Regions from separate parts of the Homo sapiens genome. Here region 1 is linked to region 2. Evidence: chromatin loops called from intact Hi-C (ENCODE). Cell type or tissue: mammary epithelial cell. All regions are shown on one strand. Links, peaks and the distances in the headings refer to the core of each region. The heading gives the core; the rest is flanking DNA.

Region 1 (16,174 bases), core at 6,301-8,800, 56 kb after region 2:
TTCAAAGAAACATGTTTTTCTTGGCTCCAGGTATTTAGGAATCCTTACAACTACGGCTGCTTGGACAACTGGAAGGTATTCCTGGGTGTGGATACAGGAAGGTAATGTAAGACACACAGACTAATGCTGTCCAACAGAACACTGTGATGAGAAAGATGTTCTATGCCTGTGAGCACTTGGAATATGGCTAGTGGCTACTGTGTTAGCACAGTTCTAGACTCTAGGAATAGAGATCATTGTCCATTTGAACCAGAAAGGCTTGAGGCCAATACTGTGTGGTTTTAAGTAACAGATGAGGCTTCAACGTGACTACAGTGGAATCCTAGGAAAGCTGTGCTCAGGAAGGGGCCTCTGGGTGTAGGATATGGTGGCCACCAGTCACCTCTCACTTGGAGAGCAGTGTCTAGAGTTCAAGCCAATAATTTGTGAGATTAAAATAATCTACTTGTCATAGAGGCCCTAAGACAGTAACTGGAGCTAGCTCTCTCAGCCCAAGACAAGGGGAAACAATTTTTCAAATGGCAGTTACTGAGGCGGTAACAATCAGATGAACAGACGTGCCTTCCCTCCTCCCTTTCCCATGTACATGACACTCCTATCACTGTGCTTACAGTGGACCTTTAGAAGTTTAGCTCGAAACCTTAAAAGGCCTTCAAAGGACCAAAAGGTACATTTGTTGGATAAAATTGGGTAGCAGAAATTAGAACTTTTGTTACTTTCATGATTGACACCGAGGTAGCTTCAGGATACCTTGATGTATGCTTGTTAAGGAATGATGATTGGGAAGGACCAAGAATTCTTGAACTCAGAGACATTTCTCTCTTCTCTTCTAGGCACTGGCTTACTCGGGTGCTCTTACCTTCTAGTCACTTGCCCCATGGGAATGGAATGAGCTGGGAGCCCCCTCCCTGGGTGACTGCTCACTCAGCCTCTGTGATGGCAGTGTGAGCTGGACTGTGTCAGCCACGACTCGAGCACTCATTCTGCTCCCTATGTTATTTCAAGGGCCTCCAAGGGCAGCTTTTCTCAGAATCCTTGATCAAAAAGAGCCAGTGGGCCTGCCTTAGGGTACCATGCAGGACAATTCAAGGACCAGCCTTTTTACCACTGCAGAAGAAAGACACAATGTGGAGAAATCTTAGGACTGACATCCCTTTACTCAGGCAAACAGAAGTTCCAACCCCAGACTAGGGGTCAGGCAGCTAGCTACCTACCTTGCCCAGTGCTGACCCGGACCTCCTCCAGGATACAGCACTGGAGTTGGCCACCACCTCTTCTACTTGCTGTCTGAAAAAACACCTGACTAGTACAGCTGAGATCTTGGCTTCTCAACAGGGCAAAGATACCAGGCCTGCTGCTGAGGTCACTGCCACTTCTCACATGCTGCTTAAGGGAGCACAAATAAAGGTATTCGATTTTTAAAGATATGTAGCTTCTCACTCTCTGCCTCACGATAGGGCAGGGAAGGGGAAAGTCAGGGTCAAGACCTAGTGAGTAGGTGTTCTGGTCATGCTTCCTACATTTTTTTTTTTTTTGGAGATGGAGTCTCACTCTGTCTCTCAGGCTGTAATGCAGTGGCGCGATCTTGACTCACTGCAACCTCCGCCTCCCAGTTTCAAGTGATTTTTTTTTTTTTTTTTTTTTGAGACGGAGTCTCGCTCTATATCACCCAGGCTGGAGTGCAGTGGTGTGATCTCGGCTCACTGCAAGCTCCGCCTCCCGGGTTCACGCCATTCTCCTGCCTCAGCCTCCCGAGTAGCTGGGACTACAGGCGCCCGCCACCACACCCGGCTAATTTTTGTATTTTTAGTAGAGACGGGGTTTCACTGTGTTAGCCAGGAGGTCTCGATGTCATGACCTTGTGATCCATCCGCCTCGGCCTCCCAAAGTGCTGGGATTACAAGCTTTACAGGCGTGAGCCACCGCGCCCGGCTCAAGTGATTCTTGTGTCTCAGCCTCCCAAGTAGCTGTGATTAAAGGCGTATGCCACCACACCTGGCTAATTTTTGTATTTTTAGTGGAGATGGGGTTTCACCATGTTGGCCAGTCTGGTCTTGAACTCCTGACCTCCACTGATCCATGCGCCTCGGCCTCCCAAAATGCTGGGATTACAGGCGTCAGCCACCATGCCCAGCTTAATTTTTTTTTTTTTTTAATTATTTGTAGAGATGGGTTCTTGCTATACTGCCAGGGCTAGTCTCAAACTCCTAGCCTCAAGTGATCCGCCTGCCTCAGCCTCCTGAAGTGTTGGGGTTACAGGCATGTGCTACTGTCCTGGTTACCCTGAAAAATTTTTGGCCAATCCCTGTCATTGTTATTCCAGTGATGCCTCTGGTTATATGAGGCATATGTGGGGTGGGGGAAATATCTGACAGCCCCATTACCAAAAGAAATCTTTATTCTTCAGCAGGTAGACAACATCTGCCAGCCCTGGTCCTCAGGGCCACACTCATATGCACTCACCCCTCAGCAGCATATCGCCCCTTTTCTGACATATAAATGCAAGAGACCCAGGACCCTAGATCTTTCTTCAAACGCAAGTGTCTCACACACACTTATTTTACAAATCCACTAGAAATATGGACTCTTATGTTCTTTGTACAGCCATGCAACAGAGGCCTAGCATTTGTGCTGTGTCTGTGGGAAAGGCAGTCAGAGACCAGTGGTTTCCCTGCTTTGGGGAAGATGGCTCAACAGTTAGTAATCCCAGGTTAGATTGTCAGAACAGTCTAGGCCAGGACTGAGGGCTCAGCTGCCAGGGCTCCCCAACAGAAACCTGTAGGCAAAAAGAAAGTTGGCAGCATTAGTGATGAGGCTCATCTTGGTCCCATCTCTCCCCACGACCTAGAAACTCACCACTCCCCTCTGGCTGACACTGCTTCCTTGCGCACCAGTCTCTTCTTGTCATCCAGGGGTTTGGCTAAGGCCCGAATCACCTGTGGTTTGTACGGCAGCAGCTGTGGAGTCAGAGGATATAATCAACCTTGCTCATCCAAGGCAACTGAAAGTACCGCTTTTTTGATTCTGTACAACTAATATTCTGAGGAAAGCAAAACATCTTTAGTGATTCCAAGGGATGTTAAGTGGCAGGATGGCCTTTCTGTTACCTTCTGGGCCCAAGGAAAAGAATCCTTGGGCCCAGAATTACAAGATCTGTACCTTGTAATTCAGATCTCAATTACACACCAGGGTGGCCAAGCCCACCTGACTAAGGCAAAAAGGTACTTATGTGTCTCTTGAGATGTTCCCAGGCCAGGGAAGGACACCTGAGGTACTTACCACAGGGGTGGGCAGGCGAGTGAGAGCATGCATGCACTGCAGTGCGGCGATCCGGACAGCCTGGAACACAACCACAAGGAGGTGAGAGCATGCCCAGGGAGAGATGCTGGTGCCTAAGAGTTGCTGGGGCTCAACGCACCATGGAAGGGCTAGAGCTGAGGTTCAGAAACTTGGTGACGAGGGTGTCCACGTGAAGACTCATGACTTGGGGTGCTTCCAGTAGAAGAGGCTGAAGGCAGCTGAGGGTGGAGAGCTGCACCACACAGTCAGGGCAGGACAGGGCCTCCAGCAGCAAGGAAAGAAGCTAAGGGGCAATGGGCAAGGTAGGGGATGGCCACATCATGAAGATCCTGGTTCTTGTTCCCTCCCCTTTCTAGCCCCATCTGGGGAAGAATAGCTTTGTCCTTTGCTTAGAAGCTCTGCCTGTGGGACTTACCGTGGGCAGCTCTGGCAAGAGTACAGGCTTGGGCAGCCTGTTAAGTACATGAGAAAGACCCTTCAAGTAGTTTGGCTTCACATCTGTAAAAAATGGAAAGGCTTAGGGGAGAAATTGGACTTAGATATATAGCTTGAGAAATCAATTCCAATCTGTGGTGAGGCTGAGACATCAGCCTACAAACGGGTGAAAGAGCCCTTCACGCTCAGAATAAGCAAGATACGCCCATGAAAGGAAGAAGTGGGACAAGAATCTAGAAGTTTAGTCTTCTAGGCACAGACCACAATATAGCTCTAAAGAAGCAAGCGGGCCCTAAATTATCTTAGGGAATGTGGCCAAGCAAAGGAGAGATGTGTATATGTGGGGACCTTCTTTCAGACTCCTCACCTTGGGGAGCAGCATGGAAGCCCTGGACCAAAGCAGGCACATTATCTGTGAAGAACCGCTGGCGGAACATGATCCGCACTTCGGCATGGCCAGCACGAGTCAGCACATCAGTGCAGTCAGACATGAGCAGAGAGAAGCCATCAGCTGCTGCTGGACCTAATTCTGGGTCACTCAGGAGGCCCATGAGCTGGAGAAAAAAGAGCCTTTGAGGTACATCAGGGAAGAAGAATCTTAAGTGCCAAAGATAAGGATGGGGCCGGGTGTGGTGGCTCATGCCTGTAATCCTAGCACTTTGGGAGGCCAAGGCAGGTGGACTGCTTGAGTCTAGGAGTCTGGGCAACATGGCCAAACCCAGTTCTTACAAAAAATACAAACATTAGTTGGGTGTGGTGGGGTGCCCCTGTAGTCCCAGCTACTTGCGAGGCTGAAGTGGGAGGATCACTTGAGCCTACGGAGGTTGAGGCTGGAGTGAGCTGTGATTGCACTACTGTACTCCAGCCTGGGTGACAGAGTAAGACCCTGTCTCCAAAAAGAAAAAAGAAAAGAAAACAAAAAACACACAGGGGAGGATGGAAGTCCTTGGGAGGAATAGGAGCAACCAGAAAGTTTGTTTAGGTCCTGGGTTCTTCTGTCTCCAGAAAGGACGTACCCGGGCTGTAAGGCAGGAGCTGAGAGGATGGTATCTGAGCACTAGGGCCTTTGTTACCTGTAATTGGAGACAGAGAGAGCAATTGGGGAATGACACTCAAACCCGAGAACCCTGAGACATAGATGTTTATGGTTTAGGGTCAAACAGGGACATTTTATTTAACCAGACATAATTGCCTCTCTGGCTAACCAGACTCCACTCCAACTCCTTACCCAGAGAAGAAGAGTGAAGGCCTGACTACGACAGGGCCCAGAGCCCAGGCCAGCCTCCACTTTGTCCACAGCTAGCTGTAGGAATTCATCCAGCTGCTGCCCTAAAAAGGAGAGAGGAAATGCTGACATAAAGGCTACACATTTTCCCTTTAGCAATGAAATGCAAATCACTTTAAGTGCAGAGCTCCCTGAGAAGCTGTTAGAAAGGGAAAATATCATTTTTGCCTGTGGACAAAATGATTGGACACCTGCATAAGAGCCTGGTATTCTCATAATACAGAGGTGCTGCCATTTGAAAAGAGAGGGTCATCTACTTCCAATAAAGAATTATCCACACTAGCCCCACTGTAGGGAGTAGGACGGCAGAACTAGACTCTTTGTGCTCCCTTCTCTTCTTAGGTACTATAAAGCTCTGCCCAACTGTGGTCTTGACGCTTTTCCCACGGGCAGTCCCAGGACAGTGCTTGAGCAGTTGAAGCCCTGTTAATGTTATTAGCAAGCTCCTTTTAAAAAGAGAATGAGTACTGAGCTATAAGATTTCATGGGTAGTTGATTCTGGGAGGCTCCTTACATAGTCTGATCTCAGTACCTGCAGGGTGCTTGTTGAGGAGTCCTGCAAAGCACTTGGCAGCAGCGGTGGAAGAAAAGGGGCAGCTGTGGCAGCAGCTCAGTTCCAAAAGCTCCCGCATGAGTTGGTTCAGCTGAGGGATTTCCACCTACAGAAAACCTGGCCATGTAATGGACCCAGAGAACACTTGAACTCCAAGAGAACCAGTACATAGTGGCAGCAGGGACCGGGACGGATGAGAACTAACTTCTCTGGTGGGGGAAGTAAAAGATCAGCTTAGCCTGTGGCAAATTTCAGCCCGGAGTCACCTTGTCAAGGTTAAATAACAGTACTTCCCAAATGTGCTCACTTACATTTCGAGGCAGGGAGCAGACAAAGGCCATAAGCAGTGCAATCAGCCGCCTCTGCCCTGAGGAGCCATCCTATAAAGGAAGGAGAGCCCGATCAAGCCTGCCAGCAATAAGCTTGTCTGCCCCTCTACCCATTCCAGATTAGCCCTAAAAAAAAACCAGCTTGAAGGATGTAAGTTCTAAGACTGTTACCTGGAATGGCTGGAATCTGCTCGGGAAGCTGTTTTCAGGCAGAAAGGACACGTTGCCATCCAAGAAGAGGGGCACAATGTGTGTCACACTCTGGGCAGCTAACCTGGGGGCAGAGTACTAGGTATGACCAAGGAGCTAGGATTCTAAAGCAGCCCTCTCCTCCACAGACGTGCTTTTCAACCTAGGGTTTGAATTAGGATCACCACGTCAATGGGACATGCCCTGATCATTCATGCATTGAACAAATATTAATTTGGCACATATGTGCCAGTAATCATTTCCATTCAGGTTCCCATCTGGGAAGTCAAGGTATATTTTAAAATGCTCTACAGGTAATTCTTAAGCACATCTGCGGCTAAGAACCACTGGCCCTGGCTTCCCACCCTCATAGTCCATGGTGCTAAGAGCCCCTTCCTTTTGTTTTGTCAACAAAACTTACAAGACGATTAACTGCACCACATTTACATATAGGTAAAAGGACAGCTGACAAGGCAGCTACCTGTTGCTTCTTCCTAAGAATGCTATCCTTCTCCCTGGGTTCAAGCCACATCCATGATTATACTTACTCAGGGCTCAGGTGGGTTGTAGCAGTGCCAATGACAGACACCATGGCAGCCAACACCTCATCCTCCAATAGTACTTTTCTCAGAACTGAGGGCTCCTTCTCTGCAAAACACACACACATGCACACAATCACAAGACCATGACGGGTTCAAGAAATGAATGATTGGGTTCTGTCAGCATCACTGACTCTGGGGCTTGACTCTAGCCACGACAGCAGTTCTTAATCTGGTCTCTGGTAGTGCTATAGTCCTGAGAATCAGGGCACCAGAAACAGGAGTGGTCTGACCTGGGGCCACAGAGCGCTCCTGAGAACTCTGCACAGTCTTTAGACTAGGCCAACAGTGGGAAAGAGGGATAGCTAAGATGAACATTCTTAACATAAGAAATAGAAATGTTGTCCCTGGTGTCCCTGGAGATGCAAGGAAAAAAAAATAGTAATGTTGGTCTCTGAAAAAATTAAAAACATAGATTTATCTTCATGGGTCCTTATTATTTATAGCAACTATCATACACTGAGTACTTCCTATGTGGCAGGTACTATACACTAACTTATTTAATCCTTACCAACTACCCTGTGAAACAGTTTTTTTTTTTTTTTTTTTTGAGACAGGAACAGGATCTCGCTCTGTCACCCAGGCTCGAGTGCAGAGGCACAATCATGCCTCACTGCAGCCTTGAACTCCTGGGCTCAGGTGATCCTCCCACCTCAGCCTCTTGAGCAGCTGGGACTATAGGTGTGCACCACTATGTCTGACTATTTGTAGAAACAGGGTCCCCTGTGTTGCCCAGGCTGGTCTCAAACTCCTGGACTCAAGTGATCCTCCCATCTTGGCCTCCTGAAGTGCTGGGATTACAGGTGTGAACCATGGCGCCAGCCTAGACGGTACTCTTTATCTCCATCTTACAAGTGAGGAAATTGAAGCGTGGAAAGGCTGAATATCTTCACCTAAGTTAGCAAGTGGTAGAGTTGAGGATAAAACCCAACCAGGTGGGCTTGACTCCAGAGTCCAATTCTAAGTAAACTAATCACATAGCACTTCATGGGGAAAAGGTGTGCATTCTTTTGAATGTTGCTAACACTAGTGGATTTTGGTTCCTGCCACTGGTCAGGGTGGCACCCTTTGCTATGAAGTGAAATCTCACTCTGAGGACAAAGGATTGAAAATAAACCTCTGATGGTACAAAATACAGTACCACCAATACCCAGAGGGTGGTGCTGTTCAACACCAGCAGAGGGCAAAGTTCCCAAAGGCCAGGAAGGAGAGGTGGAAAGTTACCTGGCATAGAGGCCTGCACAGCCAAGGCAAGCAGGCAAGGTATAGCTGTCTGGTGGAAATACCAGCAACTCTCAGGGTCCTGCTGACATTTTTCTGCCATCTGTCTGAGGCTCTGACAGACAGCAATAACGTCACTGGATTGTGCAACCATATTCCCTGTTGATGAGAAAGTGTTCTCTGTAAGGTTTGCTTAAAAGCACTTTCAGGTGTTTCCAATTACACAGCAGATGAGAGGAACAAAGAAGAGTGACTGAAGGGACCAAGAGTGCCTTATTAAAAAGCTGAGTCACTTTATTCTCCTGGCTGTTCTTTCTGATCTATTCAGACTTCATAGTTGAGACTTGCTCTGTCCCAGGCTCTGCAGCAGAAGCACTTGTATATATTCTCTCCTTATTTTTCATAACAACCTTAGAAGTATCATTTCCCTCACTCTATAGAGAAGGACATGGAGGCACAATGAAATACATGATCAGTGGCTTTTCCAGGGTCACAGGAAGTGCAAAGTCAGGAATCAAGCCCAAGTTATAATCCAAGTCTAGTATTCATTCTACTATGTAACAGCTGCTGGATCAACCACAGTGGGCCTGAATCTACCCACAGGGCAGGCTGCTGTCACTTTTGCATTGGAGCAGTGCTTCTCAAACTCAACAGTCTACGAGTTACCAGGGTACACTGTCAAAATGCAGATTCTGATCAGTGAGGGCCTGAGATTCTGCACTTCTAACAAGCTCCCAGATGTCACCCATGCTGCTGGTTAACAGACCATCTTTTGAGCACCACGGCCTTAGGGTGATGCCTCTCAATTCAGATCCCACATGAAAATTACCTAGGTAATTTTTTTTTTTTTTTTTGGAGACAGGGCTTCACTCCTGTTGCCCAGGTCAGGCTGGAGTGCAATGGAGCGATCTCGGCTTGCTCCAACCTCTGCCTCCCGGGCTCAAAGTGATTCTCCTGCCTTAGCCTCCCAAGTAGCTGGGACTACAGGTGCATGCCACTGCTCCTGGCTAATTTTTGTATTTTTTGTAGAGATGCGGTTTCGCCATGTTGCATCGGCTGGTTAGGTCTCAAACTCTTGAGCTCAAGTGATCCATCAGCCTTGGCCTCCCAAAGTGCTGGGATTACAGGCATGAGCCACCACACCCAGCCCGGCACTTTTTTTTTTCTTTTTTGAGATGGAGTTTCACCCTGTTTGCCCAGGTGTGAGTGCAATGGCATGATCTTGGCTCACTGCAACCTCCGCCTCCCAGGTTCAAACGATTATCCTGCCTCAGCCTCCTGAGTAGCTGGGATTACAGGCGCCTGCCACCATGACCAGATAATTTTTAGTAGAGACGGGATTGCACCATGTTGGTCAGGCTGGTCTCAAACTCCTGACCTTGTGATCCACCCGCCTCAGCCTCCCAAAGTGCTGGGATTATAGGCATGTGCCACTGCGCCCAACCCTTTTTTTCTTTTGAGATAGAGTTTCACTCTATTGCCCAGGCTGGCCAGGCTGGAGTACAGTGGCGCAATCTCAGCTCGCTGCAACCTCCGCCTTGTGGGTTCAAGAGATTCTCCTGCCTCAGCCTCCCCAGTAGCTGGGATTACAGGCGCATGCCACCATGCCCAGCTAATTTTTTGTATTTTTAGTAGAGACTGGGTTTCTCCATGTTGGCTAAGTTGGTCTCAAATTCCTGACCTCAAGTGATCTGCTGGCCTCGGCCTCCCAAAGTGCTGAGATTACAGGCAAGAGCAGCGGCCCTGGCCGGGTACTCTTAATAGTACTGTTGCCTAAGTCCCATCCCTCCTCAGAGACTGATTCAGTTGGACGCAGGCATCAGTATTTTTTTTTTCTTTTAAAAGAGTTGATTCTGTTACTCTTATGTATAGCTACAGCTAGAACCACTGCCTTAGAGACTACAGCTCCCTATTCAGCCCAGTCCGTTGGTGGTTATTCCTAGTAGTTACCTCTGTTCACTTGCCAGAGATGCTGCAGCAGCAGAGGCAGTGTCTCCTTGACGATGCTGGGATGTGTTGATACAGCTGACAAGGCTTGCAGACAGCACAGATGCCGGGAGCATTGGGTGGGCTCATCTCCGTTAGTCAAATTTGACTCCCCTGAAAGCAACCCATGAGACAAAGGTTTACTGTGTGATAGGAAGCACGAAGGCCCCAAAGCCTTGCTGGAAAGGGATGGGCCACAGAGGATTAGAGACACATACCTACACGCAGCTCCTCAGCGAGCTTGGGTACGAGGTGGCTGCTGAAGGCCACAGGGTAGAGAGCAGCCAGGGTTCCTGATGCTTCCAGTGCTGCCACCCTGCTGGAGGCGCAGAGCAGATAAGCATTGGCTGAGCCTGGGCTCACAGCTCTCTTGCCTACGTCTGATATTAGGCAGATTCAGGAGTGTGAGCTCCCAACGCCTCCTTGCTAAAGAGCAGAACTCAAGTACCTACACCACTGAGTTGGACAGGGCTTCTTAAAGCCTAAGAAGAGAGCAGTCCTACATCTCTCCAACTGGTTAGCAGCCAGAGTCTAACACAGAGCTCACCTCCCCTAAGGAGAGCCAAGGGTCAGAAGCACAGAGCCCTGGTCCTAGCTTGATCTTTTGCTGCCAATACAGAGGCAGGGAACAGCTTGCTCTATCTCATTGCTTTAAATTCTCACCAACTCTGGGAATCCTCCTTCAGGAAGCTCAGTCTGTACAGGTGACCCACTGCCAGCTCCAAGTCCTCATAAGATAGGAGATCTGTAGTTAGAAGGGAACATGAATCTCATCTTTCTTCCCCTGCAGCCATCACAACCCTTCTAAGCTCTTATTAGAAATCCCAAATCATCCAGAGTTGCAGTAAGAAGAGGATAGTAAGGCTGCTTTTCACCAAGGCAGTCTTACAAGAAAAGGACCAATATTTTCCTCTTCTCTTTCCCTTAAGATGTACCTGGCTGGGCACCCAAGACTGTCAGTGTACGGATGCCAACAAGCTGAAGCTGGGTGCTGGGGTCTGTTAGAGCCATGAATACCAGTGAGCACAGCTGGTCCTTGAAGCCATTCAGAGGCCTTTGATCTAGGGAAGAGACAGAGGCCAGGTTAGAAGGAAGCCACTGCATTCCATATCCCTGACTAAGCTGTGATACACAGCCAACCTGGGGTAGATTTTTTTTTTGAGACAAGGCCTCTGTTGCCCAGGCTGGAGTGCAGTGGCGTAATCTCGGATCACTGCAGCCTCTGCCTCCCAGGTTCAAGCCATTCTCCTGCCTCAGCCTCCCGAGTAGCTGGAATTACAGGCATGTGCCAACAGGCCTGGCTAATTTTTGTATTTTTAGTAGAGACAGGGTTTCACCATATTGGCCAGGCTGGTCTCGAACTCCTAACCTCAAGTTTTCCGCCTGCCTTAGCCTACCAAAGTGCTGGGATTATAGGTGTGAGCCACCATGCCCCGCCTCCTGGGGCAGATTTAAAGAGCTTAATCCATTGGGTATCCAGAAAGCACACTGAGAAAAATAAACAGATCTCATCCATCTCATCTGTTAAGTGTTCTCTTGTGCTACAACCTCAGAATAGGACCACTGTTCTAGACTACTTTTCCACAGCACTCTTTGCCCTGCTATCCTTTATAGGCTGAAGTGTTCAACAGTCCCCAGAGCACTGCAATGGAAGGCAACCTCACCTTTGTCTTCATAGCTCCATTTCTGCTGCAGCTTCAAGAAACCCAGGAGCATTTCAAGGATTGTCCGCCGCTGGCTGCTCTGTAACGTTTCAAGGGGTACTAGAGTCAAAGAATATTTTAAAGGATTTCAATCCTGCTACTCTGGATATAGGGAAAATTCTTTCTTTCTTCCAAGAGATGGGGGTTTTGCTATGCCACAGCCAGGCTGGAATACAGTAGCATGATTATAGCTCCCTGCAGCCCCGACCTCCTAGGTTCAAGTGATTCTCTCGCCTCAGCCTCTTGAGTAGCTGGGACTACAGATGCGTGCCACCTTATCCAGCTAATTTTTTTTTTTTTTTTTTGTAGAGATGTGGTCTTGTCTTGTTGCCCAAGCTGGTCTTTAAATCCTAGCCTCAAGTGATTGTCCTGCCTTGGTCTCCTAAAGTGCTGGGATTACAGGCATGAACCAGCATGTCCTGCTTGGCTAATTTAAAAAAAATTTTTTTTTTTTTAGAGATGGGATCTCACTTTGTTGCCCAGGCTGATCTTGAACTCCTGGCTTCAAGCTATCCTCCTGTCTTGGGAGAATGATCCTTTTATGTATGAGACAGGGAAAAAGTGAGTAAGGGAAGCAGCAGCAGCAGCTAATGGGAGCAAAACCCAAGGTCTACTATGTTGGCCCAAGCTAAAACTTAGCTCACTCTCTGAGAAAGGGAACCTAGCACACAGGTCCCATCATTTCCCCCAAAGATTCTGCTCCCTTACCTGACTGTGCTTGTGGAACTGTTCCAGCAGTAAAGGCAGTACATTGCTGGTGACAGAGTCACAGGCCCGGGCAGATGCACCTGCAGCTGCCTGCAACAGCTTGGCACTAGGCCACACCAGTTTCATGTCCGGTTCACACAGGTGGTGCCTGCAGTCTAGAGAAGCAGCACATCACAGAGCTGGGGAGGAGGCCAAATGGTGCCTGACTCCCCTACAGTCCACAGAGGTTGGAGACTGAGACCCATGACAGTTTGCAAGCAGTTAACACTCAAATTGTTTTCAATTCAAAGTAGGGCTATCGCCCCCAAATCACCAAATATGTTGGGACTAAACAATAAAGGTCACTGGCCCTTAAGGAATGTCATTTGTTTTTTTTTTAGAGATGGAGTTTTGCTCTCGTTGCCCAAGCTGGAGTGCAGTGGCGCAATCTCAGCTCACCGCAACCTCTGCCTTTTCAAGCGATTCTCCTGCCTCAGCCTCCCGAGTAGCTGGGATTACAGGCGTCCACCACCACGCCCGGCTAATTTTTGTATTTTTAGTAGAGACGAGGTTTCACCATGTTGGCCAGGCTGGTCTTTAACTCCTGACCTCAGGTGATCCACCCGCCTCGGCCTCCTAAAGTGCAGGGATTACAGGCGTGAGCCACCGCACCCAGGCAAGGAATGTCGTTTCTATTGTGCTCACTCCCCTTCCTGGCTGCCACGGCCCCATTACCCTGTAGAATGTTGCTAAGGAAGGAGTCAAGGAGGTCCTCAGCATCAGCCCTCAGCACAGAGCGAGACAAACACGCAGTCAGGGAGTGGAGGGCCGCCAGGCCCTCTGCCTCCACCCGCTCACTTGCCGTCTGGAACACCTGTCAGGGAGGGATCCCATGGCTACTGAGGTGAGCCTGCACCAGATGAGACCCCACCAATCCACTGCCTATTTCCTTGTTGGAGAGGGGAGTGAGAACCTCTAGGACACAGAAATGGAAATTAACACCCCAACTGAGTGTCTTCTCAATTGGTGTGTTCTTACCAAGTCCTTAGTCACACTCAGGACAGAGACACATACTTTCTGAGAAACAAAAAGCCAACTCTGAGCAGTGGCTCTGCTCACCTTTCTATTCACCATGGTGCCAAAGGCACCATGACCTGCACTCCTTGCCACAGAAGGACAAGAAGTGGGTAATGTGCAAAGGTGATCAGCTGCTCTTACCAAGCAGCTGACCGTCACATAGGGACTCTCTCTCTTGTCATTCAACTAGAATTATGTCCCCCTACTTGCCTCCTGAATAACCAGGCATTATATCTTGGCCCTGGGGATGACAGAGGGAAAAGGACAGGATGTATTATTTCCCCTCATGCCTGACAATTGAAAGTTAACAGTAGTGAGTTTATCTGAGTGACACTCACCTCTCTGCGGATAGAAGCCCAAAGGCTGGGGAGGAAGTCCTTCAGTTCCTTCTGTCCATACACAGCACAGCAAGCATTCTGCCAAGGAAACCGCTGCTATCAGTTATGTACACACTCAGACACCCTAGGATGTGCAGGTACCTCAGCATAATGGCACCTGAAGGAGCCCTGGTCTCAGCAGAAAAACCAGTTAAGATTTTTAACAGTCCTACTAAGGGAACAGAGAAGTAGGAGATAACCCTGGTTGATAAAATAGAAGCCTAAAGAGGGAGTCCTGGTCAGCCTTTCCTCAGTTACTATGGGATGGGGGATGGGACACGACGATATGCAGCTGGGGGCTTCAGGTCGACACAAAGGCCCAAATCCTGGGTATCCTCTTCTGAGGCCCATGAACTGTTCCTTGGCTATCCTAGAATCTATATCCTTTAGGACCCCTAACTTGTCAAAAGGTAGCTGGGTCCTGCAAGGAGAAAAATCACTCACCAGAGTCTGTAGAGAATCCAACTTGGCACTCAGAACCTCAGAATCCACTTTCTCAATCAACAGGGGCAGCAGAAACTGTGGGACAGAAGGAAGATCTTAAGCCTGAGATGGGTGGTGTGTCAGTCACATCAAGGTCAACCCTGTCCTTGCCATCAGTCCCTAAAAGCAGGTACTACATCAAGGAGCTGTACTCAAGTCAGGAGCTATGAATGTAAGCTAACCTTCCTGCCAAGCAGTGACCAGAGCCCCACTACCTCAAAAACAGGCAAGTTGACAAAGTTACAGGATTTTAAAAGACAGCACCATATAGGGATTGGGTTTATTTATTTTTTTGTGTAGCGGAGACGAGGTCTCCCTATGTTGCCCAGGCTGGATTTGAACTCCTGGGTTTAAGTGATCCTTTCCACTCAGACTCCTCCTGAGTAGCTGGAACTATAGGTGTGTGCCACTGAATCCAGCTCTGGATTATGAAGAGATGGTAAAGTTTTCTACATCGAAGGTCTGAAGATACCTGCCACACAAGACACTTGCAGGGTGTCATGCCCTAAAATGTATACCAGATATTTTTTTCTCCATGCTTTTACTGCTCTTTCTTCAGAGCCATCTATGGGCAGAGGCTATATACCCTAACCTTGGCTAGACCCACCTCAGCAAATCGTGGTGTAGAAGCCAGCACAGCGCGAAGACTCAGGATGAGGTCTTCTCTCTGGATACCATGGGGATCATTAGGTGGCTGGAAAAGGGAGAAGGGCTGTGGGTTTGTGTAACATTTCAGACCACCTTGAACACAGGCTCGAACCTGGTAACCCTGCAGAACAGGGTGATACTCATACCCAATCAGGGAAGATAGTAAGATAATGAGGCCCCAGCAAGAAGACTTGCTTGATCTTAGGTACTCCTTGGGAACTTTTGTCTTTAGGCATTTTAAAAAATCTGATTACACATTTTCTATCATTTCACCACTCAGAAATAAGCATGCTTAACTTTCTGGTGTATTCCTTTCTTCGCTGATATATATTGTTACTATGTGCTAGTATATACTGTTTCCATATAAAATATATATATACTTAAAAATCATTTTGTACATGTGGTTTTTAATTTTTTTCACTTAACATATTAAGAACATTTTTATGGTATTATTCTTTCATAGCATTAGTTTTAGTGGCTATGATTTCATTTTGTGGTTGTACCAGTTTATCTAGATAATTCCTTGTTGATGGACATTTCCATTTTTTTCACCCTTATAAAAAGCTGTAATTCTGAAAACAGAAAGCCTTGATGGTTTCTGTACCAAGACGACAGACTGAAAACATATATCAGGTTTTCCTTTTCCTCTTTGCAAACTCCACCAAAAACATAGTAAAAGAAGGGATTTACTATTATTATTATTATTTTTTTTTGAGACAGAGTCTCACTCTGTCACCCATGCTGGATTGCAGTGGCTTGATCCTAGCTCAGTGCAACCTCCACCTCCTAGGTTCAAGTGATTCTCATGTCTCAACCTCCCAAGTAGCTGGGGTTACAGGCGCACCAACACACCTGGCTAATTTTTATATATTTTTTGTAGACATGGGGTTTCATCATGTTGGCCAGGCTGGTCTGGAACTCCTGACCTCGAATGATCCACCCACCTCAGCCTCCCGAAGTGCTGGGATTACAGGCGTAAGCCACCGAACCTGGCCTGGTTTCTGTTTTCATGACTGGACTTTGATAGAAAAGATAAAACTGTGGAATTCTCTTATAAAGTAACAAAAAGACAGAGGTACAAAATAGAAAACAAAAGGTCAGAAAATCAGAGGTCCAACAGAAGATTAATGAGAGTTCCAAAATGAAGGAACAGAGAAAAGAGAGAGGAAGAAATCATCAATTAAAGAATTCAAGAAAAATTTACAGGACTAATGGACACGGGTTACCAGATTGACAGGGCCTACTAAGTACCCAACACAGTACATGAAATAGACCAATACTAAGGCACATCACTGTGAAGTT
Region 2 (15,900 bases), core at 1,444-3,943:
AGTACATAGTTATAATCCCATTTATTTATGATTTAATTATTTATTTATTTATTTTGAGACAGAGTCTTCCTCTGTCACTCAGGTTGAAATGCAGTGGCACAATCATGGCTCACTGCAGCCTTGACCTCCAGGCTCAAGCAATCCTCCCACTTCTGCCTCCCGAGTAGCTGGAACCACAGGCATGCATTGCCATGCCTGGCTAATTTTTTTTTTTTTTTAAAGCTAGGGCCTCACTCTGTCACCCAGGCTGGAGTCCAGTGGCATGATCATGGCTCACTATAACCTTAAACTCCTGAATTCAAGTCATCCTCCTGCTTTGGCCTCCCAAATAGCTGGGGCTACAGACACATACCCACCACACCAAGCTAATTTTTTTTTTAAGAGACAGAGTCTTGGCCAGGCGCGGTGGCTCACGCCTGTAATCTCAGCACTCTGGGAGGCCGAGGCGGGCAGATCACAAGGTCAGGAGATCGAGACCATCCTGGCTAACACAATGAAACCCTGTCTCTACTAAAAATATAAAAAATTAGCTGGGCGTGGTGGCGGGCACCTGTAGTCCCAGCTACTCGGGAGGCTGAGGCAGGAGAATGGCGTGAACCCAGGAGGCGGAAGTTGCAATGAGCTGAGATCGTACCACTGCACTCCAGCCTGGGCAGCAGAACGAGACTCCTTCTCCAAAAAAAAAAAAAAGAGACAGAATCTTGCTATCGTTGCCCAGACAAATCTCGATCTCCTGGCTTCAAGTGATCTGCTCGCCTTGGCCTCCCAAAGTGCTGGGATTATAGGCGTGAGCCACCATGCCCTGCTTACATGTATATTACACTTCATGGGCTTACTGAAAATACAAAGTGGGCCGGGGGCGGTGGCTTACGCCTGTAATGCCAACACTCTGGGTGGCTGAGGCAGGCAGATAACTTGAGCCCAGGAGTTCGAGACCAGCCTGAGCAATATGGTGAAACCCCGTCTCTACAAAAAATATGACAATTAGCCAGGCATGATGGCAGACACCTGTAGTCCCAGCTACTCGGAGGCTGAGGTGGGAGGATCGCTTGAACCCGGGAGGCGGAGGTTGCAGTGACTCGAGATTAAGCCACTGCACTCTAGCCTGGGTGACAGAGTGAGACTCTGTCTCAAAAAACAACAAAAAAAAGTGGTCCTCTCACCTAGAGCAGAGAGAGCATAAAGTGTGTTAATGTGAGAAAGCGTCGCTGCAGAGAAGACTGAAGTCAGTTCAGACTCTAGGCCCCAGCCCTTCCAAGTCTCTGAAGACATTATCATCCTCCAGTGGGGCCCTGTGCCTGGGTCACAGGCTGAGACCTCAGTGGGAAGGCTGAGAAAAGGGAACTGGTGGCTGGGGGAGGAAAAGGAAGCAGAATGTGGAAACTGTTATAAGCGAGCTGTGCTCACAACCAGAGGTCTAGACTTGGGGTAATTGCTGAAAGAAGGCAGGTAAAGTGGTGGGTTCAAGACAGGACATACTTTACCTATAAACCAAGCAAGGGATTTAACCTCTCTAAGTCTCCGATTCTTGTTCTTTTTTTCCCTTTATTTATTTATTTATACATTTTTTTTACACATTCTAATGTGTCATATTATTTAAAGTTACGATAATAATTACTTTTTTTTTTTCTGAGATGGAGTCTCACTCTATTGCTCAGGCTGGAGTGCGGAGGCGCGATCTTGACTCACTGCAACCTCCACCGCCTGGGTTCAAGCGATTCTCCTGCCTCAGGCTCCCAAGTAGCTGGGATTACAAGCATGTGCCACCACGCCCAGATGACTTTTTGTAATTTTAGTAGAGATGGGGTTTCATCATGTTGGCCAGGCTGTTCTCAAACTCCTGACCTCAAGTGATCCACCCACCTTGGCCTCCCAAAGTGCTGGGATTCCAGGTGTGAACCACTGTGCCTGGCTGAAAGTTGTGATAATAATTCTGAACCCACTGGGCTGCTGTGAGGATTCAGTATGAAACTGTGTATCTGTGGCTGGGCATGGTAGCTTACATCTGTAATCCCAGTACTTTGGGAGGCCGAGGCAGGTGGATCACCTGAGGTCAGGAGTTCGAGACCAGCCTGGCCAACATAGCGAAACCCCGTCTCTACTAAAAATACAAAAATTAACCAGGCGTTATGGTGCACGCCTGTAATCCCAGCTACTTGGGGGGCTGAGGCAGGAGAATCGTTTGAACCCGGGAGGCAGAGGTTGCAGTGAGCCAAAATCGTGCCACTGTACCCCAGCCTGGGCAACAGAGTGCGACTTCGTCTCAAAAATAAATAAATAAATAAATAAAAATAAAAGAAACTGTGTATCTGTGTCAAATTACGGACAACTCCAAAACATGTGTAGTATTGTGCTTTACAGAGGGGTCAGTGGTGCATCTTTGCCACCAGAGGGAGTGCTACCAACAACCTGTTAGGGCTAAAACCCTATAGAGAGCCTGCAATACCAACTAGTAGACTGGGATTTTGCAAATCAGATGCGGAGATGCAGAGGCCAAGGGTAGTGGCAGATGTCCCATCCTTTTCCTGGGCTACAGAAACCTGCTGGCCTCCAAACCGAGTCTGCGTCGTAACTGAATACAGCCCTGGCTAAATCGTCAGCCTGGTATGGGCATTGAGGGGCCCTAGGTCACCTGCTGGCCGTCCATCCTGAGGCATCTGCTCAGAGCCTCCTCCAGGAGGCGTGCTCTACCAGAAGAGAGGACGATAGGCATCCAAATGGCCTGAGCACAATCTCTTCCACCCGGTACCCCAGGGCTCACCTCTCCACCCCTGAATTCCAGCAGTAACTCCCACCCAGAGGCTCTAGCTGTATCCATGATCAGCCCCTCCACATATGGTTAATAAGGACCACCACATCTGTAGGATAGGTCCTGCAGTTAGACTCTCTGGGTTGGAATTCAAGTACCACCACTTGCTCTGTGACCTTGAACAACTCACCTTACTCTTCCCTGAGCCTCAGTTTTCCACATCTGTAAAATGGAGATGATAAGAATGCCTACCTGTCTGATTTATGGGAACTAAATAAGATAATGAATTTTAAGTGCTGAGCACGCTGCCTGGTACACAGTGAGCATGCAATAAATGTGAGCTATTATTATCATCTAAAAAAACTCTTCCTCAGTTCCAAAATACTTTTTCATTAATTCTCTAAGTGAGGAGGACAGAGCAGGTGTCCTCATTTCACAGATGGGGAAACATAGTTCTAAGGGGTTCAGTGACACCCCCAAGGTCACACAGTGAGCAGAAGCCAGGAGATCCAACGCTTAGCCCAGGATGAACCCCCTCCCCCCATAGCACTGCCCTTGTTTTTTTTGTTTTTTTCTGTTTTGAGACGGAGTTTCGCTCTTGTTGCCCAGGCTGGAGTACGATGGTGCAATCTCGGCTCACTGCAACCTCCACCTCCCGGGTTCAAGCGATTCTCCTGCCTCAGGCTTCCTGAGTAGTTGGGATTACAGGCATGTGCCACCAAGCCCGGCCAATTTTGTATTTTTAGTAGAGACAGAGTTTCTCCATGTTAGTCAGGCTGGTCTCGAACTCCCGACCTCAGGTGATCTGCCTGCCTTGGCCTCCCAAAGTGCTGAGATTATAGGCGTGAGCCATCGTGCCGGCCTGCACTGCTCTTAAAACTGTCTGCAAGGCTCCTGTGGAGGTAACAGAGCTGCCACACCCAAAGTTCTGTGGCCATGCGGAGCAGTAAAACCAGTTTTAGGTCAGCAAGTTGTAATCTGTTATGACACTGGGCAGGAAGAAAGGGAAATTGAGGCTTAGCCTCTTGCCTCAAACAAAGAGGAAGCAGAGGTCTGGGTGTTTAACCTAGAGCTCAAGGTCAGGGCATTTTGACCAACCCGTTGTTGTTGCAGCTGCTCCGGACGGTTTTCCTAACTGCTGGAGCTGTGTTGAAGCCCAGGCTTTGGACTTAGGAAGCCTGGGTTTGGAGCCACATCCCAGCTGCGTGAGCCGGGGCAGGCGGCTGAGCTCTGTGAGCCACAGTCTTCTCATCTGAAAATGGGGCTGCTGTTATGAGGCTAAAATGAGATAATGCATGTGAAATCCTTAGCCCAGTGCCTGGCACAGCACTGCTGCAGGGGTCAAGTGTCCCTCAGCTCCTGGGGCATTACAATTCCATTTGATGCTGGGTGTGGTGGCTCACGCCTGTAATCCCAACACTTTGGGAGGCCAAAGTGGGAGGATCGCTTGAGCCCAGAAGTTCAAGACCAGCCTGTGCATCATGGAGAAACCCCAACTCTACAAAAAACACAAAAATAGCCAGGCATGGTGATGTACGCCTACAGTCGCAGCTACTCGGGAGGCTGAGGTGCAGGAGGTCAAGTCCGCAGTGAGCCATGATTGTGCCACTGCACTCCAGCCTGGGTGACAGAGTGAGACCTTGTCTCAAAAAAAAAAAAAAAAAAAAAAAAAAAATCCAAAAGCCAAAAAGAGCTTGCTTTCTAGAATAACTCTTGGGGAAAGAGCCTGGTGTGCTGGAGAGGAAGCATGTCCCCTCCTAGGCTGAGGAAGACTGGAATCTGGGCATGGCAGGGGACTCTGCTCAATGGGGAGGACTGTTCTCTCTCCACTTACCCCAAAATTAAACCGTTCCCCATTTACCACTTCAAATTCTTCATTCTTCTCAGGGCCTCTATATCAGTAAGGAATTGTGTTCAGTTGCTATAAGAGACTGCTACAGTGGCTTAAACAGGCAAGGGTTAATTCTCTCACATTCAAGAAATGGAAATCAGGAGGTAATGGGCAGTCCAGGCTGCTATGGCAGTTCCACAGAATCTTCAGGATCCTGGGATCCCTCTCTTTTTCTGCTTCAACCTCCATAACGTATGACTTCCATTTTCACTGTCACCTTGTGCTCCACAGATGGGCTGCAGGAGCTCCAGCTGTCACACTCATGATCCAGGTGGAGGCCTAGTGTAGGAAGGAAAGGAGGAAGAGCCAAAAGGTGCACCTTCCAGCTAAGTCAGTTCCACTTGATTGACTAGAATTTAGTAATTTGGCCAAATTTAGCTGCAGAAGGGGCTGGGAAATTTAGTCTTTTAGTTGGGTAAGTTGCAGCTCACCCCCTGTGCCTATTGAGAGAAAGGAAGAATTGATATTGGGGAGGCAACTAGCAGCCTCTGGATCTCAGCTGGGTGTTAGGAGGACTGGTTCTAATTAATTTAACCCAGTTACATACTCAAAAGTTATTTCTTGATCACCTATTATGTGCAAGGTACTATGCTAAGCACACATATGAAAGTATTTAAAGAAGCTTATGGGCCGGGCACCTGACCAGCCTGACCAACATGGTGAAACCCCATCTCCACTAAAAATACAAAATAAGCTAGGCATAGTGGCATATGCCTGTAGTCCCAGCTACTTGGGAGGCTGAGGCAGGAGAATCACTTGAACCCGGGAGGCTGAGGTTGCAGTGAGTCGAGATCACGCCATTGCACTCCAGCCTGGGCAACAAGAGTGAAACTCCATCTAAAAAGACTCTTGGCCGGGTGCGGTGACTCATGCCTGTAATCCCAGCACTTTGGGAGGCTGAGGCGGGTGGATCACCTGAGGTCAGGAGTTCAAGACCAGCCTGGCCAACATGGTGAAACCCTGTATCTACTAAAAATACAAAAATTAGCTGGGCATGGTGGCGCACACCTGTAATCCCAGCTACACGGGAGGCTGAGGCAGGAGAATCATTTGAACCTGGGAGGCGGAGATGGTAATGAGCTGAGATTGTGCCACTGAACTTCGGCCTGGGCAACAGAGCAAAACTCCGTCTCAAAAAAAAAATAAATAAATAATAAAAGAAAAAGACTCTTGCTCTGCCTTAAGAAACCTACAGGGGATAGGGCTGGGCGCGGTGGCTCACACCTGTAATCCCAGCACTTTGGGAGGCTGAGGCGGGTGGATCACAAGGTCAGGAGATCAAGACCATCCTGACTAACATGGTGAAACTCTGTCTCTACTAAAAATACAAAAAATTAGCCTGGCGTGGTGGCGGGCACCTGTAGTCCCAGCTAGTCGGGAGGCTGAGGCAGGAGAATGGAGTGAACCTGGGAGGCGGAGCTTGCAGTGTGCCGAGATGGCACCACTGCACTCCAGCCTGGGCAACAGAGCGAGACTCCGTCAAAAAAAGAAAAAAAAAAAAGAAGCCTACAGGGGATAATTAGCCAGGCATGGTGGCACACGCCTGTAATCCCAGCTACTTGGGAGGCTGAGGCATGAGAATTGCTTGAACCTGGGAGGTGGAGGTTGCAGTGAGCCAAGATCGCGCCACTGCACTCCAGCCTGGGCAACAGCAAGATACTCTGTCTCAAAAAAAAAAAAAAAAAAAAAAAGAAAGTAACCTATGGGGGAATGGTGAAAAGACAAGCACAAAACTCTTCGGTTTTCTTATTTGTACATTGAAGATGTTGTACCCAGAGCTCTCTAAAGCCCCTGGTAACTTTATTGTTCACTGATGCTCAATTAATAGAATTGCATTTTGCTTCTCTGCCTCCCTCATCTGACCATCTGACTGTGAAACCCCTGATTACAGGAACCATGTCTGGTCTACTCTGGCGCCATCAGAGCCTACCACAGTGTGTGGCTCAATACATCTGCTTGCCAAGTGAACACATGACTTATGCAGAGCTCAGCAAGGGGCACAAGAGAGGTTCAGATAACGCTCTTAGGGTGTCTAAGAGGGGCTGTCCAAGGTATATCTTTTATGTCTGTCAACCAGACTGGAATGCAGTAGTCATGCAAGCTGGAATGCGATCACGGTTCACTGCAGCCTTGACCTCCTGAGCTCAAGCAATCCTCCCACTTTAGCCTCCCAAGTAGCTGGAACTACAGGCATATGCCACCATGCCCAGCTAATTTTTAAATTTTTTGCAGAGACAAGGTCTCCTTATGTTGCCCAGACTGGTCTCAATATTCTGGGCTCAAGCAATCCTCCTGCCTCAGCCTCCCAAAGTGTTGGGATTATAGGCGTGAGCTATCTTGCCTGGACAATAATTTTTGAAGGTTGCAATCAAGGAAAATAACAGAAATGTTGGTCCATCATTTATCCAACCACTATACCATCCTGCCAAGTAGATTGGGCATTGTGGCAGAGAAGAGGAGAGGAAAATAGCATTTAATGGATGTATCCTTTGTGTCAGGGGCTCTCTGTGGTAATAAGAACTATCATTTATTAGCCTCTATAGACCTGGCACTTCACATGTGTGATCCTACTGAGTCCTCGCAACCACTGTATAGGGTAGGTGCTATTATTATGCACATTTTATTTTATTATTATTATTTTTTATTTATTTTTGGGACTGAGTCTTGCTCTGTCGTCCAGGCTGGAGTGCAGTGGCATGATCTTGGCTCATTGCAACCTCCACCTCCCTGGTTCAAGCAATTCCCCTGCCTCAGCCTCCTGAGTAGCTGGGATCACAGGCACATGCCGCCACATCTGGCTAATTTTTTTGTATTTTTAGTAGAGATCGGGTTTCACCACGTTGGCCAGACTGGTCTCAAACTCCTGACCTCAGGCAATCTGCCTGCCTCGGTCTCCCAAAGTGCTAGGATTACAGGGGTGAGCCACCGCGCCTGGCCTATTATTATTTTTTCTTTTTTTCTTTTTTTAATTAGAGACAGGGTCTCACTATGTTATCCAGTCTGGTGTCTAACTCCTGGCCTCACATGATCCTCCTGCCTTCGCCTCCCAAAGTTCTGGGATTACAGTCACGGGCCACTGCACCTGGCCTATTATCCACATTTTAAAATGGGGAAACCAAAGCTAGGGAAAGATTCCCAATAGCATTAAGTGGGGAGTTATAATTGTAATTTACTCCTCTCCCAATTCCTGTTCTTTATAACCATTTGGTTACCAAGCAATGAAAGCAGCCTAGCTCTCACATCTAGAGTTCACAGGCTGGTTGGGGTGGCAGTAAACAATCCCTGTGGCAATCAGTGCCATCATCCAGGTATGGTCAGGAGCTATGGGAGTCCAGAGCCTGGCAGACTATAGTCATGTCTGAGAGGCGAGTCAGGGCCAATTTTCAGGTGAGGTGACGTTGGAGCTGAGTGCTACAGCATGAGCTAGAGTTGACCAGGAAGCTGAGGGTGGCTGTTCAGGCCAAGCAAGGCCACAGCAGCTACAAAGGCACAGGGGCAAGTAAGAACACGATGTGTTTGCTCTAGATGCAGGCAAGACCTGAGTCACTGATGTGTCGGAAACTGCTGCATCAGTACAGGAAAGAAACCATAAGGGTTGAAACTAAGAATGTGGCAGCGGGGGCAAAGAGGGAAGGACAGATTGGAGAAGGTATCGGGGAGGTAGAATGACACGTGAAGGCTAGCGGTTATGAGGGGTGAGCACGGTTGCCGTGTACAGTTGTGAAGTATGTGGACTGCTTAGTTTCCCAGATGAGGGGTCTGAAATCCAGTCTTCATTGGTGCCTTGTAGAGAAGAAGAGTTGGCCTTTTATTTTATTTTATTTTATTTTATTTATTTATTTTTTTTTAGGCGGAGTCTAGCTCTGTAGCCCAGGCTGGAGTGCAGTAGCACAGTTTCAACTCACTGCAGCCTCTGCCTCCCAGGCTCAAGCAATTCTCCTGCCTCAGCCTCCCAAGTAGCTGGGATTATAGGTGCCCGCCCCCACGCCCAGCTAATTTTAGTATTTTAGTAGAGACAGGGTTTCACTATGTTGGGCAGGCTGGTCTCCAACTCCTGACCTCAGGTGATCTGCCCACCTCGGCCTCTTAAAGTGCTGGGATTACAGGCGTGAGCCACCACGCCTGGAGTTGGCCTTTTTCTCATTCCCCAGTGACACCATAGAGGCATATGATGCGTACAGGTATACGAGGCTCAGAGGCATGGAGGCAATGACACCACAGAGGAAGTGAGAATCAATCGCTCCCAGGAAGGCAAGATTCCAGAATACGAGTGTGTCTAAAGAAAAGACCATCTCTCAACATCTGAACCAAAAAGCTGCATTTACTACAGTACTTACTTAAGGGAGGTGGAGCTGGGCCTGTTAGGTGCAATCCCTGTGAGTGGAGCAGGGCACTGATCTTATATAAGGTGCTAGGAGGTTGAAGATCAATGGTGGGCACATATCAAGGGAGGTAGTGTTTAGGGATTGGTTGGCCAACCAGTGTGGCTGTTACCGATTGGCTGGTGTCAGATGTCTGGTCACTGAGGAAAATTGTTCAGCTGAAGGGAGAGGAATTGTCTTTAAGTGGCTTAAAACTGGTTATGGTGGTGACTTGTTGCCATGGCAGCAGAACAGTCTTTCCTGTGGGTATGAGCTTTTTTTTCCCCCTCAAGTGACTGTAGCTCAAAACATTCACTCTCAGAGGTTGTTTTCTTTTATAAAGGACCATGTTGGCTCTGGGGAGGGAAGTTCACAGGCTGGCTAGGGTCAGAATACTTGCCTGGCCCAGGTATTCAAAGGTCCAGTTTGTCACCTCTCCAAGATCCTGTGGCTGAGGTGTTTCCAACACAGGGAATCAGGGAAGTTAGTTGCATTGTAAGGAACATACCTAATCAGAAATGGGACCTAGGGCTGGGTGCAGTGGCTCACACCTGTGATCCCAGCACTTTGGGAGGTCAAAGCAGGAGGATCCCCTGAACCTAGGAGCTTCAGACCAGCCTGGCCAACATAGTGAGACCCCATTTCTTAAAAAAATAAAAAAGCCCGGGCGCGGTGGCTCACGCCTGTAATCCAAGCACTTTGGGAGGCCGAGGCTGGTGGATCATCTGAGGTCAGGAGTTCGAGAGCAGCCTGACCAACATGGTGAAACCCTGTCTCTACTAAAAATACAAAAAATTAGCTGAGCATGATGGCGGGTGCCTATAATCCCAACTACTCGGGAGGCTGAGAAAGGAGAATCCTTTCAACCCGGGAGGCAGAGGTTGCAGTGAGCCGAGATCGTGCCACTGCACTCTAGCCTGGGTGTTACAGAGCAAGACTGTCTAAAAAAAAAAAAATTAGCGGGGTGTGATGGCACATGTTTGTAGTCTCAGCTACTTGGGAGACTGAGATGGGAGGATTGAGCTCAAGAGTTTGAGCTCAGGCTGCGGTGAGTCATGATCACACCACTGCACTCCCACCCACAAGACACAGTGAGACCTTATCTCAAAAAAAAAAAAAAAAAATCAGAAATGAGACCTAGGATCCCGGACTCCCAGTCACTTCTTCCGTAAAGGAGAAGATGAGGTGCTGGTGGGCAGTGTGGTGCAGCTGGCCAGACCTTACAGCCAGCTTTTGCCCCTGCCTTCTCCACAGAAGCCTCTCCTTGGTCTCTCCTTTATGTCTCTCCTTGGGCTTAGTGGGAACCACATGTGTTTGCCCAACCACAACCCTAAGAACCATCCCTGGAGCTGCCATGGGAGGTTCTGAGCTCTGTCAGGACTAGGGTAAAAGCAGACGGATGCTTTTCTGCAGCTCAGTGGCCACTTAGATCCACCAGAGCTACCCGCCCACTTCACTCCCATTGAGCAAAGGCTTCTGGTAGGTAGGCTCGGGTGGGTTTGTTTTTTAAAATAATTGTTTAAAACTTTTGGTCAGGTGCGGTGGCTCATGCCTATAATCCCAGTACTTTGAGAGGCCGAGGTGGGTGGATCAACTAAGGTCAGGAGTTCAAGACCAGCCTGGCCAACATGGTGAAACCCTGTCTCTACTAAAAATACAAAAATTAGCTAGGCATGGTGGCACAAATTTGTAATCCCAGCTACTCGGGAGGCTGAGGCAGGAGAATCACTTGAACCCAGGAGGTGGAGGTTGCAGTGAGCTGAGATCGTGACACCGTACTCCAGCCTGGGTGACAGAGTGAGACTCTGTCTCAATAAAATAAAATAAAAAATAAAGTGTACAATTCAGTGGTTTTTGGTATCTTCACAGATGTGTGCAACATCACCACAGTCAACTTTAAAACATTTTTTGGCACCTCAAAAAGAAACCCCACACCCTGTATTTATCACCCCCAACCCTGCCAGCCCCTGGCAATCACTAATCTACTTTCTGTCTCTATAGATTTGCCTATTCTGGACATTTCATATAAGTAAAATCATAAACCATGCAGTCTTTTGTAACTGGCTTCTTTGGCTCAGCATAATGTTTTCTTTTCTTTTTCTTTTTTTTTCTTTTTTGAGATGGAGTCTCGCACTCTCGCCCAGGCTGGAGTGCAGTGGCGTGATCTCGGCTCACTGCAAGCTCCGCCTCCCAGGTTCACGCCATTCTCCTGCCTCAGCCTCCCAAGTAGCTGGGACTACAGGCGCCCGCCACCACACCTGGCTAATTTTTGTATTTTTAGTAGAGAAAGGGTTTCACCATGTTAGCCAGGATGGACTCGATCTCCTGACCTTGTGATCCGCTCACCTCGGCCTCCCAAAGTGCTGGGATTACAGGCGTGAGCTACCGCGCCTGGCCTATCTTTTTCTTTTCTTTTTTTTTTTTTTTTAGAAACAGGGTCTCACTGTGTTGCCCAGACTGGTCTTGAACTCCTGGACTCAAGTGATCCACCTGCCTCAGCCTCCCAAAGTGCTAAGATTACAGGCATAAGCCACCATACCCAGGGAAGAGAGCTGATTGGCTGAGGGCCCCTCCTAGCATTCAGATGCTGTGCTGCCCATGGGCTGCATCCAGTCATGACTTAGCATCCCTGTATCAAGGATGTGAAGGCAGGCTGGTCCTGGGAGCCTGAGGACCCCTCTGAAGAAGGGTAACTTCGGCTGGAGTAGCCCCCAACAGGCTTGCTGAATTTTCCCCAGAATTGCATTTGCAATCTAAGACGACGCTGCCACCCACCAAACCTTCCTTCCTCCTTCCCTTACGCAGCATCACACCTGTGCTCCCAGCCCCATTTCCTGTCACAGACACTTCTAATATATTTCCTGCACATCCTGTCTTGGCAACTGCTTCTAGGAGATCCTGGACTGAAGGGGTGGGTTGCCTCTTCACACCTGTGGGTGTTTCTCGTTAGGTGGACTTGGAAAAGAAAGAGACACAGAGACAAAGTATAGAGAAAGAAATAAGGGGGCCCAGGGGACCAGCGTTCAGCATATGGAGGATCCCGCCGGCCTCTGAGTTCCCTTAGTATTTATTGATCATTCTTGGGTGTTTCTCGGAGAGGGGGACGTGGCAGGGTCATAGGATAATTGTGGAGAGGTCAGCAGACAAACACCTGAACAAAGGTCTCTGCATCATAGACAAGGTAAAGAATTAAGTGCTGTGGTTTAGATATGCATACACATAAACATCTCAATGCCTTAAAGAGCAGTATTGCTGCCCGCATGTCCCATCTCCAGCCCTAAGGCGGTTTCCCCCTAAGTAGATGGAACATACAATCAGGTTTTATACCGAGACATTCCATTGCCCAGGGACGGGAAGGAGACAGATGCCTTCCTCTTGTCTCAACTGCAAAGAGGCGTTCCTTCTTCTTACACTAATCCTCCTCAGCACAGACCCTTTACGGGTGTCGGGCTGGGGGACGGTCAGGTCTTTCCCTTCCCACGAGGCCATATTTCAGACTATCACATGGGGAGAAACCTTGGACAATACCTGGCTTTCCTAGGCAGAGGTCCCTGCAGCCTTCCGCAGTGTTTGTGTCCCTGGGTACTTGATTCATTTTTTTTTTTTTTTTTTGAGAGGGAGTTTTGCTCTGTCGCCCAGGCTGGAGTGCAATGACGTGATCTCTGCTCACTGCAAGCTCCGCCTCCCAGGTTCACGCCATTCTCCTGCCTCAGCCTCCCGAGTAGCTGGGACTACAGGCGTGCGCCACCTCGCCCGGCTAATTTTTTGTATTTTTAGTAGAGACGGGGTTTCACCGTGTTTGCCAGGATGGTCTTGATCTCCTGACCTCGTGATCTGCCTGCCTTGGCCTCCCAAAGTGCTGGGATTACAGGCGTGAGCCACCGTGCCTGGCCTGTCCCTGGGTACTTGAGATTAGGGAGTGGTGGTGACTCTTAACGAGCATGCTGCCTTCAAGCATCTGTTTAACAAAGCACATCTTGCACAGCCCTTAATCCATTTAACCCTGAGTTGACACAGCACATGTTTCAGAGAGCACGGGGTTGGGGGTAAGGTTACAGATTAACAGCATCTCAAGGCAGAAGAATTTTTCTTAGTACAAAACAAAATGGAGTCTCCTATGTCTACTTCTTTCTACACAGACACAGCAACAATCTGATCTCTCTTTCTTTTCCCCACACTGGACTAACACACTGCTAATCTCCCAACAATTCACTAAACTTGATGCAAATCAATCCCAAATAACTAAGTTTCTGCCAGCTTTTTTTTTTAAATTTTTTTAGAGACAGGGTCTCACTTTATTGCCCAGGCTGGAGTACAGTGGCTATTCACACGTGTGATCATAGCATATTGCAGCCTCAAACTCCTGGCCTCAAGCCATCCTCCTGCTTTAGCCTCCTGAGTAGCTGGGACTACAGGCACGTGCCTCCTGTGCCCAGGACGTCAGCTTGTTTTGAATGTACAATTTTGAGGTCAGGCTCAGTGGCTCACACAGTGCTTTGGAAGGCCAAGGCAGGAGGATCGCTTGAGGTCAGGAGTTTAAAACTGGCTTGTGCAACCCAGGGAGACCTTGTCTCAAAAAAAAAAATGTGATCCAAGATTAATATAGACTGAGAAATCAGTTTTATGTGAATGAAAGCAGAAGGGTCAAAATGTGCTTATTGCCCTGGTTTGAGCATTTTACCATTACAGTTTTCACACAGGGTCTAGTGGCAGAGGGCTTGACGCACACCAGGTGGTTTTGAGAGTGCCATAAATTTAAAAAAGAAAGAGGCTTGGACTAAAGCCTGGCCTTAGAAGTCTGACAATGCGGGCGGATCAGGGAAACCTGGGTGCTGTCAGGGAAGTTCTTTTTTTTTTTTTTTTTTGAGACGGAGTCTCGCTCTGTCACCCAGGCTGGAGTGCAGTGGCGCGATCTCGGCTCACTGCAAGCTCCGCCTCCTGGGTTCACGCCATTCTCCTGCCTCAGCCTCCTGAGTAGCTGGGACTACAGGCGCCCGCCACTACGCCTGGCTAATTTTTGTATTTTTAGTAGAGATGGGGTTTCACTGTGTTAGCCAGGATGGTCTCGATCTCCTGACCTCATGATCTGCCCGCCTCGGCCTCCCAAAGTGCTGGGATTACAGGCGTGAGCCACAGCGCCTGGCCTGGGAAGTCCTTGAGGAAGCCGCAGGCTGCCGGAGAGCCCTCCTCTTTCTTTTCCGGCAGCACCAGCTCCAGCTCTGTTTACCTGCAGATGGCGACTGCATTTCGGGCGGGGGCAGTCAAAGTCCCTGAAGCACTGCTTTCTCTCCTAGAACCTGAGTCTTGAGGCATCATCTGGGCTCATGCCCTCTCTGAAACATAAATCCTGTACTCCACAGACACCAGCTGAGCCGGGAGATCTGAACATCAGGCAATGAGTTTGCAAGATGGTTTAACAACTATGAACATGTGGTGTCCTCACAGGAATCCTGTGGGCTGAACAGCAGCCGCCCCTCCTTCCACCCAGCACAAAACTTGGTTTGCCCCGCTCACTCTAAATCTGGGCCTTCAATGAATGTTCAGTGGAGTTCTTCTGTGGAAAAAAATAAATGGGAAAGGAAGGCTGGAGAGGCCTTTATTAGCCTAAGGGGCAGTGGAGGGTAAAAGGGCTGTGACTCTTGGTTGGCTTCTTCTTTTTCTTTATTGTTTTTTGTTTTGTTTTGTTTTGTTTTTTCTGGTAGCTTCTTTATCTCAGTGTTTTTTCTTTTTCTTTTCTTTTTTTTTTGAGACAGGGTCTCACTCTGTCACCCAAACTGGAGTGCAGCAGTGCAATCATAACTTAGCGGGGCTCAAGCAATCCTCCCACCTCAGCCTCCCTAGTGGCTGGGACTACAGGTGTGCACCACCACACCCGGCTAATTTTTGTATCTTATTGTAGACACAGGTTTTCGCCACGTTGCCCAGGCTGGTCTCAAACTCCTGGGCTCAACTGATCCCCTTGCCAGGGCTTCTCAAAGTGCTGGGATCATAGGCATGAGCCGCCATGCCTAACCCTTATCTGAGTTTTTGTAACAGTTTGACCAACAAGCTTGTTGTTGGAAAGCTGTAAGAGTCCTGGAAATTTCCCTGGGGCCTGAGGAATCAAACACTGCTCTACAAGGGGAGGCTTTCTGTCCTGAGAGTTCAGGCTTTAGGGGCTGGCTGGAGGCCTCAGGCAGAGATGAAGGCCCAGTTATGATTTCCTTCACTGGAGTCCATCATTAATGAGCGCCTTGGCTGGGGGGATGCCTGCTAAGAGGGCATGGAGTACAGATCCTCCACTGACACCCCCACACTCCTAGCAGCAAGCAGGACTTAGTGGCCCCACTTACTCCCTACAGGGTAGGAAAAGACGGCAGTGCCCTGGTGAGGAGCTGTATAGGGGGTCCTTCAGGATGCTTGCTGGGAGGGGTGGGGAGGGCACAGGACGTGCTGGGACCCCACTGGGATCTAAGCCCCTCCCAGCTGATTTATTCTTAGGATCTGTAATGCTCGCCTGCATGTGCCCCGAACTTCAGAAGGCCCAAGAATCAACCCTGACAAATGTCTTTTTGTCCTGTATTCAGTAGAGATAAGATTAAAAAAAAAAATTAGTAGAGGGCAAAAAACAGTGGTTTACTCTCTTTACTGGCATTCAAGAAACTTCTTCGGTTTGATAGGCTTTAAGCTTCTTCCCAGATTCAAAATGCTGTGATTGGCACTAAATGGATCCCTATCTCTGCCCAGGAATTCCGGCTTCTGGCTGCAAAGCCTTTGGGGTCCTTGCAATGGGGCAGGTATAACTTCCCATATTCTCTTCCTCAATCTTCCTTTCCTGCCCCTCCCTCTCTATTTTTTTTTTTTTTTTTTTTTTTTTGAGACAAGGTCTCACACCGTAACCCAGGCTGAAGAGCAGTGGT

What was found. Hi-C counts contacts between places; a loop is a spot of excess contacts. Peaks named below come from ENCODE experiments on the same cell type or tissue, not always from the same donor. Only the 100,000 strongest peaks of a DNase experiment are listed, where the experiment ranks them.
Region 1: it touches region 2 in a loop (6-fold over the local background); 4 of 110 quality-filtered maps call a loop at or near these places.

What each region holds. Positions count from the first base shown.
Region 1 is chr10:97,455,944-97,472,117 of GRCh38, forward strand. MMS19 (MMS19 cytosolic iron-sulfur assembly component) reads right to left here. Exons shown (of 31, transcript NM_022362.5): 9 at 14,832-14,918; 10 at 14,186-14,260; 11 at 13,703-13,780; 12 at 13,023-13,161; 13 at 12,309-12,463; 14 at 11,562-11,640; 15 at 10,833-10,958; 16 at 10,561-10,642; 17 at 10,116-10,216; 18 at 9,862-10,011; 19 at 7,915-8,070; 20 at 6,640-6,739; 21 at 6,074-6,176; 22 at 5,885-5,953; 9 more. The coding sequence ends at 2,749. ZDHHC16 (zDHHC palmitoyltransferase 16) reads left to right here. Exons shown (of 12, transcript NM_198046.3): 11 at 31-101; 12 at 834-1,427. The coding sequence ends at 948. Among named protein-coding and RNA genes, the nearest start is that of ZDHHC16, 18 kb to the left of the region's middle. In mammary epithelial cell, for the core only: a CTCF peak has its summit at 7,857 (motif pointing right); a DNase peak (open chromatin) is centred at 7,978.
Region 2 is chr10:97,404,941-97,420,840 of GRCh38, forward strand. LOC644215 (a long non-coding RNA gene) reads right to left here. Exons shown (of 2, transcript NR_157582.1): 2 at 13,807-14,555. Among named protein-coding and RNA genes, the nearest start is that of RRP12, 12 kb to the left of the region's middle. RefSeq lists an enhancer at 13,658-13,707. In mammary epithelial cell, for the core only: CTCF peaks have their summits at 2,384 (motif pointing right) and 2,675; DNase peaks (open chromatin) are centred at 2,541, 2,631 and 3,691; H3K27ac peaks cover 359 bases.